Regions from separate parts of the Homo sapiens genome. Here all the other regions are linked to region 2. Evidence: chromatin contacts called from ENCODE Hi-C data. All regions are on one chromosome and are shown on one strand. The core of a region is the stretch at or near the end of the contact, and the rest is flanking DNA. Distances in the headings are between cores, read along the strand shown.

Evidence for each region. A loop is a pair of places that touch in the nucleus more often than their neighbours do. Pooled maps may share reads with other maps.
Region 1: a loop to region 2 is called in a pooled map, with 5 times the contacts of the local background. The contact joins the promoter of ZFR here to the enhancer-like site in region 2. A Hi-C loop is called at or near these places in 2 of 50 pooled maps.
Region 3: a pooled map shows a loop between it and region 2 (5-fold over the local background). The contact joins the promoter of GOLPH3 here to the enhancer-like site in region 2. A Hi-C loop is called at or near these places in 3 of 50 pooled maps.

What each region holds. Positions count from the first base shown.
Region 1 is chr5:32,442,883-32,446,507 of GRCh38, reverse strand. ZFR (zinc finger RNA binding protein) reads left to right here and starts at 1,768. Exons shown (of 20, transcript NM_016107.5): 1 at 1,768-1,886; 2 at 2,180-2,279. The coding sequence starts at 1,850. RefSeq lists silencers at 1,466-2,155, 2,386-2,725 and an enhancer at 2,117-2,674.
Region 2 is chr5:34,497,665-34,501,230 of GRCh38, reverse strand. No RefSeq gene overlaps it. Among named protein-coding and RNA genes, the nearest start is that of RAI14-DT, 160 kb to the left of the region's middle. RefSeq lists enhancers at 1,403-1,472, 1,923-2,072. Within about 2 kb of position 1,995, at least 9 of the 41 ENCODE cell types and tissues checked have a DNase peak (open chromatin) inside an H3K27ac peak, as active enhancers do.
Region 3 is chr5:32,172,259-32,175,772 of GRCh38, reverse strand. GOLPH3 (golgi phosphoprotein 3) reads left to right here and starts at 1,454. Exons shown (of 4, transcript NM_022130.4): 1 at 1,454-1,963. The coding sequence starts at 1,739. RefSeq lists a silencer at 1,561-2,170.

The DNA.
Region 1 (3,625 bases), core at 519-3,018, 2.1 Mb after region 2:
GGTTCTACATTTTCTCTTTCTGAAATGAGTAACAGGACAAATCAGACAGGTTCTGAGAGCCTGTACTTTTGTAGGAGGCGTGGGGAGCAAGGTTGGCACAAAAAAGAATTGAGGCATTGTTTCTGCTCTGGCACAAGAAAGTAGGACAAAGCCCTGAATTTCATGGGTGGGTTCTGATTCACCCTTTGCATTTCTTTTTTTTCCTTTCCTTTTTTTTTTTTTTTTTAAGACGGAGTCTCGCTCTGTCGCTCAGGCTGGAGTCCAGGGGCGCGATCTCGGCTCACTGCAACCTCTGCTTCCAGGGTTCAAGCGATTCTCCTGCCTCAGCCTTCTGAGTGGCTGGGACTACAGGCGCCCGCCACCACGCCCGGCTTTTTTTTTTTTTCTTTTTTTTTGAGACGGGGTTTCACCATGTTGGCCACTGACCTCACCTCGTGATCCACCCGCCTCGGCCGCCCAAAGTGTTGGGATTACAGGCGTGAGCCACCGCGCCCGGCCAGCATTTCCTTTTAATGTTCATATCCAACAATGAGGAGAGATGAGGAGCAGGGAGTCTGGGGGATGGGCATGGAGAAGGTAAGGAAGAGGTGAAATGCAGGCAGTACATATGTACTTGATGGAAGACACGAAACATAAGGCCAGAGAAACTAGACGATCAGAAGAGGGACTGGAAGAGGAAAGAGAATGGTTGAAAACGAACTGAGAAACTAAAGGGAAGAAAGCGAGGAAACAGAGGGAAAGAGGAAATGCTTACATGGGGGCAAGTACTGTTCTGTCCTTACCACTAAAGATCTGGCACGTGATCTGGTCTCCCTCTCACTTGACTCCAGCCAGACTGATCTTCTTGCTCTTGAACATTCATTCCTTCATCTGGACCCTTCCACTTGCTGCTCTTCCTGCAGGCATCTCCCAGGCCTGTCCTTCCTTCCTTCAAGTGGTCTCCCTAACCACACTCTACATGAAATAGCACCTCCCTTACCCTTATTTTCCTTACTCTGCTTTATTTATGCTTGAAGCTCCAGTCACCATCAGACAGAATTTCTGTGTTTTGGCTACCGGCTGTTGGCTGACATATACCCGCTCCTAGAACGTAAACTCCACGGGAACAGGGACTTTGTTTTGTTCTCTGCCGTATCTCCAGCACCTACAACACTGCCTGACACCCTGCTGGGTGACCGATATACGCCGGATGGCTCAGGGAGTGGGTGCAGGTCGAGGAAAGGGTATAGCAAGAGGTATGTCCGGGAGGGATGTTTAGGGTGTGCTTTTAGTCCAACAGAAAAGCACTCTCCATCCTTTTTCTATTTCTCTCCTCTCCTTCTCCCTCCCTCCGCACTTCAGAGGTTGGGGAAAAGCTGCGGGAAAGCAGGAAATAAGGAAAAATCCTAAATTGCCCAGCTCGAATTCCAATGAAAAATTAATGAGCGAGGAAGACAGGGAGGCAGGGAATAAGTGCACATGCAAAAGTTAAGGAAGCCAGTGGAAAGCAAAGAAAAAGGCGAACAGACGTCACTCTCTCTGGTCACGCTCCCCGACTCCCCAGAGGACAGGCGAGGCGCTTCTGGCACACGCCCCCGTCGCCCCGCGGCCGCGCGGCGTCACCACCACTTCGGAGAAGGCCAGGCCCCTCTTCCCCCGCGGGCTTCCCCGCGCCCGCACCGCCGAGGCCCCGGCACGCGCCCGGGGGAGCCGCGAAGACGGCGGGGACTACAGCTCCCAGGATGCCGAGCACAGGCGCGCCTGCGCAGTGCGGTCGGAGGCGGCGGTCTGTTCTCCGCTGAGGAGGAGCGGGGCAGAGGAGGGAGGCAGCGGGTGAGAGTTCAGAGTTCAGCAGCAGCAGCCCGAGCCCATGATTCCCATATGCCCTGTAGTTTCTTTCACCTATGGTGAGTCTAATGTGGCCCGCGAGGCCTCTGCCCGGCCCCCTCCCTGGCCCCGGGCAGCGGGGAGCCGCGGGGGTTGGGGCAGGCTCCGGGGAGGAGGCGGCGGCCGCCACCCGGGCGTGCGAGTGAGTGAGGGAGTGCGAGGCGGGAGGGGGAGGCGGCGCGGCCGCGGCCTGGGCCCCGCCAGGGCTGCTCTCACGGCGCCTCTCTCTTTCTCTCCCTGCCCTCCCTCGGCGTCTCGGCTCCTCTGTGTCTCTTGTCCCGCCATGGGACCCGACTCTTCGTGCCCGCCGCAGTGCCCAGCCGGCTGGGGGAAGATGCCAAAATGGCGACCGGCAACTACTTTGGATTCACCCACAGCGGGGCGGCGGCGGCGGCGGCTGCGGCCCAATATAGGTAACGGCATCCTGCCTTCTCTCTGTTCGCCCCTTGCTCTCCCCTCGGTCCGGATCCTGTCGATGCGACGCCCCCGCGCCCGTCCCCAGCCATCCCAGAGCCCCGGCCCGCTGCAGGCCTGGCCCGGCCCAGCCCGGCGGCCTCTCCCGCCCCGCCCCGCCCCGCCCCGCCTTGCCCGGCCCGGCCCGGCCCGCGGCGGGGAGCGGCCCCCAGTAGGGGGGAGGTAGAGACGGCGGAGGTGTAGGGACGTGGAGGCCTCAGGGCCCTTCAGCGGCCCCTTAACTAAAATGGCCTCCTGCGGCCGCCGAGCGGAGCCGCCACCGCCGCCCGGCAGGCCCCCCAGTCCCCGCCTCCGCGCGTCCAGCCCCCACCTCCCATCTTCTTCCCACTTGGGGGATGGAGAGGGTGGCTGAAGGGACCTCACGGGGAGTGCCGTGTCGCAGGTCCACTGGCTTCTCGTGCGACGCCTCTCTGCGTCGTCGCCTGGTGCTTCAACCCCCGGAGCCCAGATAACGTGTCGTTGTCTCGGGTACCTTTTCCTCCGCCGTGGGGCTTCTTCCCCAGACGCTCCATCGCTAGCGAGTCCTGCTGACAAACTGCGGGTGTCACTGTGTTCATCGGGTTCCTTTAGTTTTTCCTGCAAGGAGAGAGATTCACATACCAACCACCTGTAAATTGTGTAGTTCTTAGACTGGAAAAGATGTGCGAAGTTTCTAGTGCTGATAAATGAGTGCCCAGCCTTGTTTGAGCTATGGAGTTTAGGCCCCAGGTGGGCCTGTCATTCTCCTTGCGGGGGTCTTTCCCCTGCGGGGAATGGTGGGGAGGGAAGAAGATGCAAGTGAGATTGTACTGAGTCATTGTAATGCACCGGATGAAATCCCTGCTTTAAGGGAAGCTCTCATTTCTGAAGTCTGTAGTTCATTATACATCTTACCAAAGACAAACACAACAGTGGATTGTTAAATTGTTACTTTTGAGTCAATCTGAGACTTTTGATTCAGGCCATAAGCGCACACGGCTCCTGCGTGATATGCTTTTTATGTATGTTAGATGTTGGTTAAACCCAGGCAGTTTTTTTCATTTGATTTACTTCAGGAGGCACGGTGTTTAATGGAAAGGGCATCATTGGGAGCCAGAAGACCCGAGTTCAGTCTCTTTTGCTCTTGATTTTTTTTTTTTGAATAAATAATTTTTCTTAGAGAGAAAGGACCTATGTTGCCCAGGCTGATCTCGAACTCCTGGGCAGAGTCCTGCCTCGGCCTCCCAGAGTGCTAGGATTACCGGCATGAGCCACCACACCTGGCCTCTTTTGCTCTTGATTTTATGACGTTGGGAACATCATATAG
Region 2 (3,566 bases), core at 746-3,245:
CTATTTTGAGTTTATTGTTTAAATGTACACATGTGCCATACCATAGGGTTTTGGAGAAATGAGCTATATCCCAAGAGAGTTTCAACAGTTCGAAGCTGTTGAAGACTTACACTTGAAACAAATATGTGTAGCTGAGTCTGTGTGTAGCTGTATTTGGACTAAATGCTAACTGGATGTTCTCTGAATTAACTTCCATGTGGCATACGGTGTTTCTTAAAATATAAGATATGAAGAGCAGGCTATTTAAAGCTTGCATACACATTATTAAAATTCAACATTAACTGCCACAATAGTTTGAAACTTAGACCAACAAAAGGTTGCTTTACTGATATCGTTTAGATTTGCCAGTGCTTGGTGTTAATAAAAGCAGATCAATTTGGTGTGGGTTTCATTATTGCTTTTAAAGTCTCTCTGGGTCATGCCTGCACTGGGGTGGACTGCTCCCCTGCCCGCCCGTGGCCCACTGCTTCATTGAGCCCATCTTTTGGGTGTTTTCTGTCATAACTTCTGCTTGCTCAATTTTCTGCTTACTCATAACTTCGCCTCTCACAAGATCTTGTGAGCTGCTCTCACCAGTCCTTACCTTCCTACTTTGGGTCCCATTGTCTCCTTTCTTAATCTCCCAGAATGACGTAATTCAAATCCCTGCAAGAGAGACTTTTATTTGGCCAGCACATCTTTTGGAGCAGACAATATCACTGGCTTTCAGCTAGACGGTGCATTGACCCTATTGGCTCTGGTAACCAGAGGAGGATGGGTTCACTGACCCAAATCATGCCTGTCCAGAAGGGGCTCTGTGCAACACAGTTTCCGGGATTGGTGAGTGTAATGCCCGGAAAGTTTGAACATGCATAGAAATCCCTAAGGCAAACAAGAATTTATTTGTAATATAGTAGATAGAGCGCTGGATGTGGAGTCAGGTGTACCTGGTCTTAAATCCGCTCTGTGATGTTTTTGCAAGTCTGATATTTCCTCATCCTTAGTTTGCTTGTAGCGAAATAGGTGTTTTGGCTGGACGTGGTGGCTCATGCCTGTAATCCCAGCACTTTGGGAGGCTGGGGCGGGTGGATCACCTGAAGTCAGGAGTTCGAGACCAGCCTGACCAACATGGTGAAACCCCGTCTCTACTAAAAATGTGAAAATTAGCCGGGCGTGGTGGTGCACTCCTGTAATCTCAGCTACTCAGGAGGCTGCGGCAGGAGAATCACCTGAACCTGGGAGGTGGAGGTTGCCGTGAGCCAAGATCGTGCCATTGCACTCCAGCCTGGGAAACAAGAGTGAAACTCTGTCTTGGAAAAATAAAAAATAAATAAATAAATAAAAACAGATGCTTCATTTAGGTAGAGAATGCAAGCCCTAAAACTTAAAAATGCTGAAACGAAGTCATAGCAAGAAGTCTAGCTGTGGGTGGCTGCCGGCATTGGTTCAGGGTCAGCTTCTCAGAGCATCTCTTGGCCTTTCTCCTATACTTGTCCCACCACAGTTGCATGATGGCTTTTACAGCTGTAGACATCCTGTCCTTCTCCAGATAGGAAGAAAGGGGAGGTGGTGATGAGCCCATGGACCCAAGTTTATGCCTATTAGGAAAAGCGAAGGGCTCCCCAGACTCCCAGCAGATTTGCACTGATGTCTCTTCTGCCAAGGCAGTGTACAAGGCCACCCCTGGCTACAGGGCAGGCTAGGACAGGGGTATTTGTGTGGGGCTAGACATAGGTTTCCCAGAACAAAACTGAGATTATACCAGCAGAAACACAGGAGAGGGGACAGGCATTAGGAAGGTGGGTGGGATATCGCAAAGGGGTTAAATCTATCTGATCTGTTTCCTTCCAGGGTGGTTGTGAGGATTAGACATTTGTGAAATGTGCTATGGGGTTGTATTAGTCCATTCTCACACTGCTATAAAAAGCTGCCTGAGACTGAGTCATTTATAAACAAAAGAGGGTTAATTGACTCATAGCTCTGCATGGCTGGGGAGGTTTCAGAAAACTTACAATCATGGTGGAAGGCAAAGGGGAAGCAAGTACTTTCTTCACAAGGCAGCAGGAGAGACAGGAAGTACCACACTTTAAAACCACCAGCTCTGGTGAGAACTCACTCACTATCACGAGACCAGCATGGGGAAAATCACCCCCATGATCCAATCACTTCCCACCAGGTCCCTCCGTCAACATATGGGGATTACAATTTGAGATGAGATTTCGGTGGGGAAGCAGAGCCACATCATATCAGGGGCCCTTCTCAAAATGAAAACATGAAGCTCCCCTACTTGATCATTCTATTTCCTATGGCTGTTTTCCTAAAGATCGGCCCTTTTTTCCACTTTACTTTGAGAACCACCAAACAAAATTGAGTCTGGCCTGACACTGCGTACCCTTTTCCCTTGCAACCTCATCTCTTCATGTGCCCTTTGCCCTCTGATGACTCTAACCTCTTTCGAAGGTCCTTGAATTCACTAAGATTTGTTTACTCAAGGGCCTTTACTTTTGCAATTTTCCCTGCTTGGAGCAATCTTCCTCCTTTCTGTTCCTTCTGCAGAGAAGTCTACCCTGACTCTCAACCAATGTGAAAAATCCCCTTGCTCTTTCCTGGCTTTCTTTCAGAGTGCCGAGCACAGTCTTCATTTCTGGATAGTCTATTGATTAGCATTTATCTGCTTGAAAGGCAGCCTAACTGTAGCATTTGAGGGCCTGAGTGCTGGAGCTAGACTACCTGGATTTAAGCGCTTCCCAGCTGTGTGATCCCGGGAAAGTTATTTTAATGTCTGGTGCCTCAGTTTCCTCATCTGTAAAAATAGAGATATTAATATCACCTACTTCATAGGGTTGTGGAGGGGATTAACTGTTTATATTTGTAAAGTGCTTAGAGCAGTGCTCTGTGCATAGCAGAGATTATGCGAGTATTACATAAATAAAAGAAATAATACCTGTTTCCTCCACGATACTGTGTGATCTATAAAGAGGAGAACTGTATCTGTTCTTTCACTGTAGTGGTTAGCACAGTGCCAGGCCATGTTATTGTTGTTGTTGCTGTTGTTTTACATCCAGCGAGTATTAAATATTTGCCAAATAAATGAATAAAGAAATAAATAACTGAGTGATGTTCTAAATTGGAGTGGGAGTAGAACAACGTTGCAACATCTCAGGGTTTCAGAAAATATTATTTAAGAAGTAGAAGGCTGGGTGCAGTGGCTCATGCCTGTAATCGCAGCACTTTGAGAGGCCGAGGTGGGTGGATCACCTGAGGTCAGGAGTTCGAAATCAGCCTGGCCAACATGGCAAAACTCTGTCTCTACTAAAAATTCAAAAATTAGCTGGACATTGTGGCACATGCCTGTAATCCCAGCTACTCAGGAGGCTGAGGCAGGAGAATCACTTGAACCCGGGAGACAGAGGTTGCAGTGAGCTGAGATCGCGCCATTGCACTCCAGCCTGGGCAACAAGAGCAAAACTCTGTTTCAAAAAAAAAAAAAAAAAGAAGTAGAAGTTTCTAGCTCCATTGGGAGTTGAATTCCTGCCTGTGGGGTTTGTTGGAACTGAATCTTCCATGACAAAGTGTGGGACTGGTGT
Region 3 (3,514 bases), core at 205-2,704, 2.3 Mb after region 2:
AATCCCAGCACTTTGGGAGGCCAAGGCCGGCGGATCACGAGGTCAGGTGATCGAGACCATCCTGGCTAACACGGTGAAACCCCGTCTCCACTAAAAATACAAAAAATTAGCCAGGCGTGGTGGCGGGCGCCTGTAGTCCAGCTACTCAGGAGGCTGAGGCAGGAGAATGGCGTGAACCCGGGAGGCAGAGCTTGCAGTGAGCCGAGATTGTGCCACTGCACCCCAGCCTGGGCAACAGAGCAAGACTCCGTCTCAAAAAAAAAAAAAAAAAAAAAAAAAAGAGGGTGTGAATGGGAGAAATTGGTTGAGGTGAAATCGACCTTCACCAAGACAGGTGGGAAAAAGGGAAGGTCTACTTGGTGTGCCCCCTGGACCCTCTCTTCCCTTCATTTAGCACTGTCACTTTCCAGGGCATGGGATGGTAGGCAGCAGCAGTTCTGGATAATGGATTTGTGGAAGAGAAGAATCCATCTAAAGCACTCTTTAGCCACAGCCCATGATCACTTTTTTTAAAAAATTTTTATTTTTTGCTTTGCTGTTGTTCCACTCTGTCCATACATTGTTTAATACAGGATGGCACACAATACCATTCCTGGTTAAATGTTTCACTTAACAAGCGCCACCCTCTACTCCTCCAACTCCTGTCTCAGGTTTGACAGCTATTTTTTTAACCTAATTTGCGCACGCCAAGAGGATTTCACCTAGTAACTACACGGAGAGACATCCGATGCGTACAAAGACGTGGCATGAAACGCTGCAGGTTTATTGTCTCTATAAAAAGATCGTTAAGGTCGAGCGTGCTAACGTGTGCGGTACTAACTGTACTCACTACGCCCTGGTCACTTTATAGCACAAGTCCGAGGCAAGGAAAGAAGTTTTACAAACAAAACTGGTCAACTGTTCTATCTTCTTACTCCTGGAAAACAATAAAGGTCCACTTTCAAACCATTTGGACGCACTTGCTCCTTCTAAAGGGTTAGGGAGTCCCGGCAGATAGCGTACCCCTCCCCGCCCAGCAGCAGAGAGCAAAGTCCTTCCTGCCGATCCTGCAGACCCCGGAGTCCAAATGGGACCCCGTCCACACGACCGCGGAGTCGCCTCCGAAGACGGCGGTGTCTGGGGCGTGGAGGGCACGGCTGGAGGCTGAGTGGGGTCCACCTTCGCGTGGCCCAGGCTCTTCCATTCACGGGGGGCCCCGCCAGGTTCAGGCTCCAGCCCTGGGTAGTGAAGGGGAAACGGGGAACGGAAGGAGGGAGGGCACGTCACGGGAGCAGGACTGCAGGACCGCGGGTCAGGGGGCGCAGGAACGCCAAAGAAAAGACAAGCACCGAGGGCCGGGAAGGGTGTAGGCTGCAGTGGCAGCGGATCCCCGGCCGCCGCTTCCGGCGCCTCCCGGCCCAGCTCTCCCGCGCCGACTCTGCCACATCCTCCGGTGACGTCAGCCGGGGCCGCCATATTGGAAAGGCGCCGCCGCCGCCTCCGCCTTGGAGCTCGGGGTGTTTCGGGGACTGCGGCCACAGGCAGGAAGGCGCTCCTCTCCTGCCCCGCCGACGCCCGGCCAGCCCGCTTCGCCCTGACCTGTTTCCTCATGACTGCCCCCGGCCCTGCTGCCGACGGACGTCGCCCCGGCGTCCGGATTTAACACGGAAACCCGGATCGGAGGCCGCGCGGGGAGGAGGAGGGCGACCCGGTCGGTCCTGCGACCCTCTCGGCCCGGCTCGGCGCCTCGGCGGGAGCCATGACCTCGCTGACCCAGCGCAGCTCCGGCCTGGTGCAGCGGCGCACCGAGGCCTCCCGCAACGCCGCCGACAAGGAGCGGGCGGCGGGCGGCGGCGCCGGCAGCAGCGAGGACGACGCGCAGAGCCGCCGCGACGAGCAGGACGACGACGACAAGGGCGACTCCAAGGAAACGCGGCTGACCCTGATGGAGGAAGTGCTCCTGCTGGGCCTCAAGGACCGCGAGGTGCGGGCGCGGCGGGCTGGGCGGGGGGCGGCGGCGCGGGGCCCGGGCGCCAGGTGAGCTCCAGGTAGGTGCCAGGTGAGCGCCCGAGGCTTCCGGCCCGCGCACCTGCCCTCGCTCCGAAGTCCGCGCCTGGTGGCGCCCAGCTGACGCCGAGCGGTGTCGGAGTTGGTTGACCCCCTGGCGCGGCTGGTGCTTTCTGGATCCTCCCCGTAGAGATGGCTTGGATTTTTCCTTACCCCTTTCACAGTCGCTCCTTTCATTTCGACACCCTGGCAGTTTGTATTTCTTCGTCGCCTTTTTTCCGCGTTTTTAACCCGTGTAGACCCCAGGGTGCAAATCCAACCCGGAGACTGCCCGGGAAACTAACAGCTGGAGCCACCAGCGCCACGAACTCTTTGGGTTTTTGCAGGCTTTAGGACCTGGGAGGGGTGCCCGGATCTGCTTGCTGGGGATGTTTTTTTTTTCTTCTTCTTCAGTTAAAGCTTACTGTTGGGAATTACGAAAAACGTAGGCGAAGTGGTAATAGAGGGAAAAGCTCTTTTACTGAGTAAAGTTAAGTTAAGTTTCTCATGAAACCTCCTGGTAAATGACTTTCTAGGTGAACTTACATTAGGTGAGAGATTATTTTTAGTATCGCTTTTATATTTTATCAGTTGATGAATCTCAAAGTCTTGCCGTCTTAAGAAAGGGCTTTTTCATCGAGTGCTTGAAATGTAGGTTTGTGAGTTGATCAGAGGCCTCAAAGCTTCAGGTGGGTTGAAGTTGCAATAGATAATTCTTTGTATTCTGACTTTGAAAGCGTTTATTTTCACTTCAGTGTCCAAAATTTTCACACACAGAAAAGTTGAAAAAGTGATAGATACATATGCATATATACTCTTTCTAGATTCTATGACGTTTTGCTGTATTTGTTATATTTGCCTACAAAAATGATTATTTATTTATGTGGAGACGGAGTTTCGCTCTTGTTGCCCAGGCTGGAGTGCAATGCCGCGATCTCGGCTTACCGAAATCTCCGCCTCCCGGGTTCAAGCGATTCTCCTGCCTCAGCCTCCTGAGGCAGGCATGCGCCACCATGCCCGGCTAATTTTGTGTTTTTGTTTTGTTTTGTTTTTGAGACGGAGCCTCAGTTTGTCGCCCAGGCTGGAGTGCAGTGGCGCGATCTCCACTCACTGCAAACTCCGCCTCCCGGGTTCAAGCGATTTTCCTGCCTCAGCCTCCCGAGTAGCCGGGACTACAGACGTGCGCCGCCATGCCCAGCTAATTTTCATACCTTTAGTAGAGACGGGGTTTCACCATGTTGGCCAGGATGGTCTCGATCTCTTGACCTAGTGATCCGCCTGCCTCGGCCTCCCAAAGTGCTGAAATTACAAGCTTGAGCCACCGCGCCCAGGCCTGATTTTAAGAAAGTTTTCCAAATTCAGGAAGGTGGGCAAAAAAAAAAAAAAAGTCTTACAAAACAACGTAATCTTTCTTGGTCACTGAAACTTACTAGATATAGGCGAGTTTTATATGGACCGTTTATGGACCTTTCTTATTTAGAAATCTAAT